Regions from separate parts of the Homo sapiens genome. Here region 1 is linked to region 2. A link is a loop called in an ENCODE intact Hi-C map of the cell type or tissue named here. Cell type or tissue: chondrocyte. All regions are shown on one strand. Each heading gives the region's core, and the rest is flanking DNA. Links, peaks and the distances in the headings are about the cores only.

Region 1 (5,379 bases), core at 237-5,236, 110 kb before region 2:
TAAGAAGGTAATCAGGGTCTTTAGAGTCTTGAATGCATGGGTTATGAGCCCCACATTTCGGTCGCCTGTTAAATATCAGGCCTTTCTGGGTGATGGGCTGTCTAATATTCTTTCTTGCCTGTATTTTTCTACATTGTTTGAATTTTATATCTACACATGTATCGTTTAAAAGGGAAGCTCTTTTCCAAAATGCTAACACTCCTGTTTTCATAAGTATGATTTTCATAATCCCAAAGCAGGAAAAGCAGTCATCTCTGTGCTGAGCACTAGGGAAACCTCAGATGACTCAGCCCCATGGAAAGCAAGCCACTTCCTGCCGTGTTAAAGGAGACTGCGCTGACCTTCAAATCCAGCGAGTGGTGACACGGGTCTGTCAGCTAGTGTTAGGGATTGTGTAGTTATTTTTTATGAAGGACACAGGAAGCCAGAGAAAAGAGACATTCAGAAGGGAGAGAATTCTAGAAATTCATCACATTTTGTGGGAATCCTTAAAATAATAAGTTTGCAATAAAACTATTTTGAATCACTGAAAGTTTCACTTGTCTTTGGGATTCTATTATCTGGTAAAACAACAACAAAACAATCTCCTAACATCTTTTATTTCATGAGTTGTAGAACCAAGTTTAGATTTTGTACAAAGTTGTAAATTTGTATAGAAAGCACATGATTTATGGGGATAGGATAATTCCATCCAAACCAAAGGACAGGTAGGCAACAAAAATCTAGAAGCTCTTGGTTTCTTAGCAGCTAGTGATGCTGGAGAAATTTCTATTTCCAAGGAAAGAAGGAAGAAAAAGAGGGGGAGAGTGAGGTGAGGAGGGAAGAAAGAAAGAAGGCAGGAATACAAATGTCTAGATAGATATAATATGTGTGTGTATGCATGTGTTTATTTGTGTGTGTAGGTATTTATGTGTGCAGGTATTTGTGTATGTGTATTTGTGTGTGTATGCATATATTGTGCACCTGTGTGTGTGTGTGTGTGTGTGTGTGTGTGTGTGTCTGTATGCATGCATGTATATTTGTGATGCTGTTCTAAGTCTGGAGAGTCTGCTGCTGCTCCAGTCTGAACCACACACACTTGCCCTCCTTCCCAGGTGAGAAGCTGGCCCTAGCTGCAGGGCTGGCTGAAGAATGGAGAGAGATTTGATTTGTCAGGTTCATGTCAGATGTTGACAAAGTCATCTCTCCTTCTTGTTCACATGAGGTCCATTGTATTTCCAGCCTCCTCACCCTGTGGAAGTCCTGCCTGTCCCAGAGCAGGTTTTGCAGGAACTTACCACACAACTCAGCCCTTCATCAAATTTCAGCACCTGGACAGGTTGCTCTCCCTCTCAAGGCTAATTCAACAGAACTGTTGTCCCTACCATCAGTCAGATTTCAGGTCCTCCAAGGTCCAGTGAGCTTGCTCTGAGAACAGACTGTCTCTGCAGGGCTGCAGGCAAGAAGTGAGGTGAGCTATGTCTTTTCCAGTGAGAGTCACCTGCCTGGGTTCCCCGAGTCGGCCAACACCAGCTCTAGACGACGTAGCGTGGGTCACTTATCTGCCTCCACCTACCCGGAGATGTGCTGGGAAGCACAGTGACCCAGCCACCATGTCAGTTCTCTTTCCTCAAAACAGTGCTGACCACAGCTGGCTCCACAGAACAGATATCCATTGAGATGCTCTGAGGGATGTGTGGAGGGTTTCGGAAAATACACTCTCTCGGGGCTTGGAGGTCTGGCACCCACTCTAGCATGGCTGTGGCTCCAAGGAGAGCCTGGCCTTGCCTGGGAACCTCTGCCATGTCACCCTCTTCCCTGGCACTCCATGAAAGATGCAGCTCTCACAGCTCCCAGATGTTCTCTCAGCAGGAGCTATACAGGTTAGCAGGAGGCAGGAGGCCCAGACTCCTGGACAAGTGTAGGCAGCTCTCTCGGTGGGCTGCTGGGGAAACCCTGCTGGCTGGTGGAAAAGAGTTAAACCTTTAGGACAGAATTACATCCCTTAGATAACCCAATTCTCCCCAGCTTGCAGGGCTGCTCAAGTCAACAAGCTCTCCATACTCAGTGAGCCAAGGATGCCAGATGGCAGGCTGCGGGCACTGATGGGCCAGAGGACCAAGTCAGTGTTACGTGGAGAATGAAAACAGGGAGAATGAATGACAGAGCATGACCGGGCGGGCTGAGGTAAGGCCCAGGAAGGCCCATTTCCACAAAGAGCCACACGGCAAGAAGAAGCCAGCCTGGTGGGGAAAGCAGCCTGTGCAAAAGCTTGGTTTGTCCAAATAAAGAGAAGGAGAATGACACGGCTGCAGTCTTGTGAGCCATGGCAGAGGGAATTAGAGCAGCCACAGCGGGCAGTAAGAGGCCAGGAAAGGGAGGTCAGGACTTCTATCAGTGTTGTGGAGCAAGGCTGCTGGGTCTGAATCAGGAACATGAAATCATCTGACTGGTGGTTTTCAAAGAAAGAGCTTGCTGCCTGCCTGCGGGGAAGGACTGCAGGAGGAGGATGCTGGATGCAAGTAGGGAGGCTTTGCAGCAGGACAATCCAGGGTGACGGCGTGAGGTATGAGGGTCAGAGTTGAGATGGAGTCAGTCTGCAGACTTGGCATGGAAGGCGAGAACTCACAGAGAGAGCACGTGTGCTGTATGTGTCACGCAGGATGGCAACCGCTCCCAGACGGGCACTGATGGAAACAGTGAATCAGAGAAAGGGCTGAAACAGTGCCCTGAAGCCTGGCCAGGCAGGGTCACTGGGAGCACCCTGGTGGGGTGTGCAATTGTATGGTTCATTTGCCCAACACGGCACAATGCACAACAGAGAAAATCAAATCAAACTCCAGACAAGAACACTTTGCTTAAGAAAGCAGATGTGAGAAATGTGCCACTTGTTTGTGAAAGTTTTTCATCAAAACAGCTCTCACAGAGATGGGGGGGTTTGATTTAAATGAGAAATGTGCTTATAAAAAACAGATCTTTGGTGAGTAATGAATAGCTATTATCTTATCTATTTAATTATGTATTTAAACGACATATGAAATTTATTATATTTTCCTAAACAAGTTTGAATTATGTTTTTGATTATCTGAAGTGCAACAAAGTTCATCTGCAATGATTCAGCTGTTTATTCATTCTAATATATGGCCACCTACTACACTGTCTGGCACCTATCGAGAGTTTAACAGATGTTTAATTAATAAGTAAGCATCAGTTGGTGAATAGCAGTGCTATTCCAAGATCTTGAGGAAATATTAGAATCTATAAGATGTGGCTCTTCCTGGACAATCAGGCTGAACTCAGCAATTCTGCCACTTCTCAGAGGCCAAAACCACTCCATGAGAAGGCTCCCTATCAGAGCCAAATCACCTCTGGGCAGAGCCAAGATAAATCCAGTGCAATCTACATGAAGTTGTCTGTTTAGACCACACAGATCTGCACAATCTTCCCTACAGGGCCCTGGTGACATCTGCTGAAATGAATGAAGCAGTCGAATCAAGGGCACCATGCTTCACAGTCACGTTTCTCATCTTTTCGCTGCATGGACTGTTCTGCGGGGACGTGGCGGGTCTCGGGGCTGGGCAGTCTCAGAGGGTCAGGATCTGAGCGCACTATGGATCCGGGGAGAGGGAAGGGTTAAGAATCAGTGAGGAAGGGGCTGGGCAAGGACATTCTACCCACCCCCCACCCCCCGCCAAAAAAAAAAAAAAAAAAACAACTCACAGGAGGCAAATCTTTGGTGTGTATTTGCAAATGCCAAAGAGAAACATAAAAGAATGGTTTTCCTATGGAACACTGAAGAAAAATGTCGATCCTGATCTTTCCTCTGTCTCCTGCTTGCCCCCTGCCCTACGAGGCCAAGCAGCCAAGCAAGTGGTCAACAGGTGGCCTCTCCGAGCAGAACCGTTTCAGATGTTTAAGAGAAATGACATTTTAGGAGTGGAGCAATGAGCTCAACTTTCTGTGACAAACTTCAGGGGTACTTGTTTAAAAGCATGTTATTTGTGCTTCACCCACAAAGGTTCCAATTTGGAAGAGCTGAACTGGGCCCAGGAATGTATATCCTTTGTGTGTCCAGGAGGAGGTGTGGGTGGAGATAAGCAGCTCCTTGACCACACTTCAAGCAACAACTGGGGTGTGATTCTGAGGCATGTCTTCTCCTCCTCCATTGACTTTCTCCTCTCCAAAGGGTTATCACTGGTGTGACCAGCTCCTCCAGAGGTACCTAAGGTGATCTCATAGCAAAGACCCACGCCCTGGACCCATCCTGCTAGTGATGAATCTGAAGGTTCTGAAGGTTCTGTGCATAACCATGTGGAGCCTGAGTGCACAGGGGCCCAGAGCTATCCTGATTTCTAATCTGGAGCTCTTTTGTCTCTACCAAACTGCTTCTTTATTGAAACTTTACATCCTGAGGGGTTCACTGAATAACAGCGACCCCAAGGCACCTAGAAACAAGCAATGTCATGTTTCTGTACTTGGATTAGAAAACAGGAAGGGAAGGCAGGAGAGTGTGTGGTGTATCTTAGAAAAACTTTTTAAACGTGATACAATCTGAGGAAAATTTGCATTGATGCCAGTAGAGGGCTAGATAGCTTTAAAATTGATCATTTAAATGTATTGACGTAGAAACGTATTCACAATATACTTTAAATGGAAAGCTGTGTTAGGGTCAAGTCTTACAATGCGATTCCACGGTTGCACTGCCACACACACACACTTACATATGTGCCCAGAAAAGCATTGGAAGTAAACCACGTCCTCCTGTTAATAGCAATTGTTTCTGGGTGGTGGAGTTTAGGGGAACTGATGCACTTTTTTCTTTGGTTTTGCCCATCTGTACTGTAACTTTCCCCGAACAAATGTGCATCACTTGTGTCATAATTTACTTTTTTTAAATACATGGAAACAACCACAGTCTGTATTTATTCTCTGGTTAAAGTGCTAAGCCTTGTAATCTAGAATATTCATCTGTCCGAGACTGTACCCTGGGACTCATCTCACGATGAGACATTTGGCCTCCTCCCCAACTCAGTTTCAGAATTCATCTGCTGGATTTCTGAGTCCCACTGAGTGATTAATGTCACACGGGTGACAAGGCATGACTCATAGGCACCAAGAAAGCAGCAGCAGTGTGTGCAGGCCGGGAAGTTGCCACAGCCCTCACTCAGGGCTTCATGCACGCCAGGGCAGTCCTGGGTCAATGGTCTCTTTCCCCTCCTCCTGTTGGATAGATGAAGAGGCCTGAGCAGGAAGGTGGTGGTTCCGTGGGGAATCTTCAGTGACTGGAGTATGTTGTAAGGATGGTGAATCGTCACTTGGCCAGCCAGGGTTTGGCAGTCAAGACAGAGAGCAGTGTCTGGGCCCACAGCATGAGAGACTGCTGGACTTCAGTCTTCGGAG
Region 2 (5,379 bases), core at 270-5,269:
GAAGAGGGAAAGTGGGCAACTTTACAAAGGAGGAACCGGGCGGCTAACTTCTGCACCCAGTGATGCCTGAGAACAGGCTCAGCTGTCAATGAGGGTGACATTACCACAAACTAAAAACGCTGAATAGGGGGACTTCACAAAACCTGCAGTGTGATTGCGCTGAAAAGAAGAGAGGATGGAAGTGCAGCCATGCATGCCTGTGTGTGTATGTGTGGGTGTGCATGTATGTGTGTGTGAGTGCATGTGTCTGTGTGTGTGTGTATGATGGAGGCAAGGAGAATAAGTGTGTGTGTGTATACATAAAAGGTTAATATCTGGGCTGGTCTGCAATGAGAAGGCACTAAATTTCTCTGCTTTTCTCCCTAAAACCACAATTATGAAGAGACATTGGAGAAGCCAGATTGGACTGTGCTAGGGAATGTTTGCTCAGAACTAAATTGGGGTCTCCAGCTGGCTTTCCAGGCCAGTGGTAACCCCTTCTTTGCAGCCCGTTGTCCTCAGATTTTAAATCATGGCTGCTGGTGACCTGGGTCCAGCCCAGCCTGGGATGGGTTGTGTGAGACTCCACCAGATGTCGCAGGCACAGCCTCCAGATGCAGCTCTCCTGTCTCTCTCTCCTGGAGGCTGTGGCCTGGGGCCACCCTGCAGGGAGAGCTGCTGGGTGTGGGTCTCCAGGGCTCTGCATCTGCAAGGCTTGTTCACTTCACTGGTACATGCAGGGGCGCCCTGGGATGGACTCTGTGCCTATGATAGCCTCAGGCCAGCAGGCTCCCTCCCCTCCATGGAGGAGAGGCAGGAGCACTTAGGTGGGACTCATCTATGACCCTGTAGCCAAGCAGGCAAGGCATGAGGGATTCCCCACAACTCCTAACATAAACTTCGGGCTGGGCCAGAGCAGCTGTTGCAGGGCTTCAGCTGTGAGGAAGGGAATTCTGTGTCTGATGGAGCCCAGCAAGCCTGGCGGCTCACAGGCTGAATCCAAACAATGCTCAGCATGTGTGTTCACTTCCTGGGCTATTGTAACAAGTCATCCCACATTCGGGTGGCTTAAAGCAACAGAAATATATTCTCTCCCAGGTCTGGAGGCCAGAAGTCCATAGTCAAGGTTTCAGAAGGGCCACAGTCTCCTAACAGGCTCCAGGGCAGGATCCTTCCTGCCTCTTCCAGCTCCTGGTGGCTCCAGGCCTTCCATGGCTGTGGCTGCATCGCTCCAATCTCAGCCTCCACCTTGACATTCTTCCCTGTGTGACTCTGTTTCTGTGGCTCTTCTCTTCTTATAAGGACACCAGTCATACTGGGTTAAGTGCCCATTCTACTCCAGCATGACCTCATCTCAATGTAAAGAATTACATCTGCAACACACTAGGAGGATGTTGTTCTGAGGTTCTGTGTGGACATAGATTTCTGTGGGGAGTGGGAGGTGCTCTTCAACCCAGTACGGTGTGTATAAGCATCACAGGCAGGTTGCTCTTAGCAGGAGGAGGCCAGGTGCCCCAGCACAACACTAAACAACAAAGACCCTAGGTTCCAACCCAAATCCTGTGTCCAATTTCTCTAATCCCTCTAAACCTCAGTGTCTGCATCTTAAAATAGAGGCCGTCATTTATAATGTTAGGAAGTGGTGAGCATTTAAGTGCTCCATGAGTGCATGGTGGATCTGATCATCCTATCTAGGGCTAGAAAAAGAAAGGGTGATGTATAAAAACACCCAGGAGCACACGTCCTCATACACGTCGTTTTGCATTTGCCCTTAATAACAAGGACAGCTCAGGAAACGTAATTTGGCAGTTCAGCCCTGGAAGCCTTATTCCCACCTTCCCACCTGTTCTTTCCAATAGCTCACCTTCCCCAGCAGCGGCCAGCCCTGCAGTGTCACTCATCATTGATAAGACCCTGGAAGGCGTGTTCTGACCCCGGGAGCACAAACACAATAGACACAGAGACAGATGCCTCCCCCGGGAGCAGATGAGCCCAGCCCCTCCCACTTCCCCCAGACCCTGCCCTCCATCCTGGCTGGAGCCCAAGGGGCCCCACGCCCACCCAGGAGGAAGAGGCTCCGCTTCCACACCGGGTTCCAAGAGACGCACCCCCACCTCAAGGCAAGTGTACCAGTGCCAGGCCAGAGAGAAGCTGGCCACTTTTCTCTCCCACAGTAAAAGTGCTATGTAAGCAGAAACCCACCCAGCTACTTAAGCGCACAGACCTGTCTATTCGGGCAGCGATTCCTCAGCTCCACACCCAGCATACTGAAGAAGTTGGGAGTTGCAGGTGAAAAAAATCACTCAGGGCTTCCAGGTTTCTACAACTGCTTAGCAGACACCTTACTCATCTGAGCCCTCACAGAGCACTGTGACCACAAATAGGCCAGCACTTTCATTTCCAATCTACAAATAAAAAATATCAGGCGCAGAGCTCTTTCTCAAGGAGGCACAGCTAATGTCAGAGCCCAGGCTCTGCCCCAGGCTCAGGGCCTTCAATAATCCTGTGCTACCTAAGGAGCAGTTTTTATCCTGTGTGGTTTGTCTGGAAAGGAACACAGCCCCCATCCCAGAAGGGCGTGCCTTCATGCTCACACCACAGGGTCACCTCATAGGCTGCCATCCCTTTTCTCCTCTGTCAGTATATACATGTTTCCACCTGAGGATCAAGAGAAGTGTGGCCCAGTAGCCGGGGAATTGAAGCAAAAAGACCTAGATGTGAATCTGGTCTCTGCTGCCCTGGGCAAGTGTGCTACAGTGTTCCAATCACAGCTCATTCAAAATCACGAGAGGATAATCACCCCTGCCTGGCATCGCAGTGCAGAGGCATAAAAGCAGCATTTATAAAGCCCGATGCCATACCTCCCAGAGTGAGCCTTATCAACAGCAGCCATCATTATGCCATTAAACACTCAAAAGGCTTTCTTTAGAGGAGAAAGGATTGCATCATTGATTAGAGGTTGGCCTGAATTTGTGCAAATGTTGTTGGTGAGAAAGCTTGGTGCCTGATGACTGATAAACCCAGAATGCAATATTGCTAGGATTTTTTTATAGTCAGCCTCCTCTTTCCAATAACCCCCTGCTCACTCCTAAGCCACTTAGGCTGAGCAAGAGGGAATTAACCTGGGCGAGTCCAGAGCGGAAGCCTGAATGGCCCATTCATCTTTCAGTAGCTGACAATGGGTTGCATATTACTTTATAAGCTCTACAGTTTAGTGTCAATGAAGCCTCGGTGTTTTTAAAGCTCCTGTTATGCCATCATTACTTCAGATATGTGGAAAATTCACTTGCAAGCATAACATTTTTCACAGTTTGTGATTTGTATCAGGAAGTGACTCAACTTCCTCTAGGCTCCAAGGCAGTCATAGCTGGGAAGGGGAAAACTCTGTCTGCCAAGACCAAGGGAACCAACCAGCTGCATCATAAACCACACCATTGTGGAATATATCCTGCTAATCTGGCTAAAGATGACTGCAGGACAAAATTTCCAGGGTGAGAGTGCCCTTCAAGAGCCCAGCACATTGGGAGAAAATAGACTAAGATCAAAAATCCCTATGCATTCTAGAGCAAAACCATAAAAGCTTATACCAAAGATCAAGGGTTGCAAGCCATCTGACTTCTCTGCAGCCACACTGGAAGCTACAAGACATAAATCAAAGACATAAGACTTTCTCTTAGCTGCGTGTGGTGGCAGGTGCCTGTAATCCCACCTACTCAGAAGGCTGAGGCATGAGACTCGCTTGAACCAGGGAGGTGGAGGCTCCCCAGCCCATTGCCCAGGCTGGAGTGCAGTGAGCCGAGATCACTCCACTGCACTCCAGCCTGGGTGATAGAGTGGGACTCTATCTTAAAACAAAAAAACAAACAAACAAACAAAAACTTTCTCAATTGTGAAAGTAAATAATTTGCAACCTAGAATTCTATACCTGGTTGTCTTACTCCATTCAGGCTACCATAACATAATGCCTTAGATTGGGTAATTTATAAACAACTGAAATTAATTTCTCACAGTCCTGGAGGCTGTAAAGTCCAAGATCAAGGTGTCAGCAGATTCAGTGTCTGACGAGTGCTCAGTCTCTACTTCATAGACAGCCAGCCCCTCCCTGTCTATGCAAATGGTGGAAGGGACAGATAAGCTCCCTGGGGTACTAATCCCATTTATGAAGGTTGAGCCCTCATGACCTCATCACCCCCCAAAAACCCCACCTCTTAATACTATTGCACTGGGGATTTGGTTCCAACATAAGAATTTTGGGGGGACAAACAACATTCAGATCATAGCACCAGCCAGTCAATTAAGTAGGAAGGTAGACTGTAGACATTTTCAAATATGTGAGATCTCAGAAATGTTCCTTCACTTCTCTCTCTGAAGAAGCTACTGGAGTTTGTACTCCATCAAATTAAGAGAATGAATCAAAGAATGTGGTGAGACAGAATCCAAGAAGCAGAAAATCCAGCACAGGAGAGGAGAGGAGACTCTCTGGAGGAACTCCAAGTGAAGATGCCAGGATGGCAGTGATGCACCAGATCTAGACCTCAGTCCAGACTGGAGGAGTCAGGGGCTCTAGGAGAGACTTCTTCAAGAAAAAGAAATTAAGAGTATCTGGTGTGGATATCTTAAGTAACTGGAGGAGAGTTTGAGAATAAATTAGTGATTTGTATTTGAAAAGTACAAAAACACAATCATGAACCCCAGGAAAAACAAAAAGTCATGTAAGCAGGAAGAGCAATCATAGTACTACCAGGCTCAGTTGTCAATGAGGGTGACATTACCACAAAATAAAAACGCTGAATAGGGGGACTTCACAAAACCTGCAGTGTGATTGTCCTGAAAAGAAGAGAGGATGGAAGTGCAGCCATGCATGCCTGTGTGTGTATGTGTGGGTGTGCATGTATGTGTGTGTGAGTGCATTTGTGCGTATGTGTATGCTGGAGGCAAGGAGAATAAGTGCGTGTGTATATATAAAAGGTTAATATCTGGGCTGATCAAGGCCTAGGCCTGGGCCTGGGCTGATCAAAGCCTTACTAGAGAAAAGACCTAAGAGTCTGTCTTCACACAGTGTGGTTTCCTTGGAGACAACAGTGGTAAGATCCATGAGGAAGGGGCTGCCCACATGGTTTGCTCTGGAACCTCTGATTTCTAGGGCTGCCCTGAAGTGGGGAGTCTGCAAGCTGGCCTGCTGGTCTTGGGCCTGAGTGACCAGAAAAATGTAAAAGATTGAGGGGAAACCAATCTGTGGCCTCTCTCTGTCCAAGTGACCCAACTCACTGTGGCTCTCCTCTGTGACGGCCGTGCACTTCCCACATGGATGCAAGGGCTGCTGGGCTCCAGATGGATGGAGATGCTGGGCATTCTACCTTCTCTATCCTGCATCCTGAGATGGAGAGAAGCCAGCCTGGC

Evidence for each region. Hi-C counts contacts between places; a loop is a spot of excess contacts. Peaks named below come from ENCODE experiments on the same cell type or tissue, not always from the same donor. Only the 100,000 strongest peaks of a DNase experiment are listed, where the experiment ranks them.
Region 1: it touches region 2 in a loop (2.0-fold over the local background); 2 of 110 quality-filtered maps call a loop at or near these places.

What each region holds. Positions count from the first base shown.
Region 1 is chr20:23,142,962-23,148,340 of GRCh38, forward strand. It overlaps LINC03125 (long intergenic non-protein coding RNA 3125), which reads left to right and starts at 5,142. Exons shown (of 6, transcript NR_199692.1): 1 at 5,142-5,379. RefSeq lists enhancers at 151-445, 4,591-5,379. In chondrocyte, for the core only: no CTCF peak of the experiment used is centred there; a DNase peak (open chromatin) is centred at 2,567.
Region 2 is chr20:23,255,295-23,260,673 of GRCh38, forward strand. No RefSeq gene overlaps it. Among named protein-coding and RNA genes, the nearest start is that of NXT1, 93 kb to the right of the region's middle. In chondrocyte, for the core only: no CTCF peak of the experiment used is centred there; no DNase peak of the experiment used is centred there.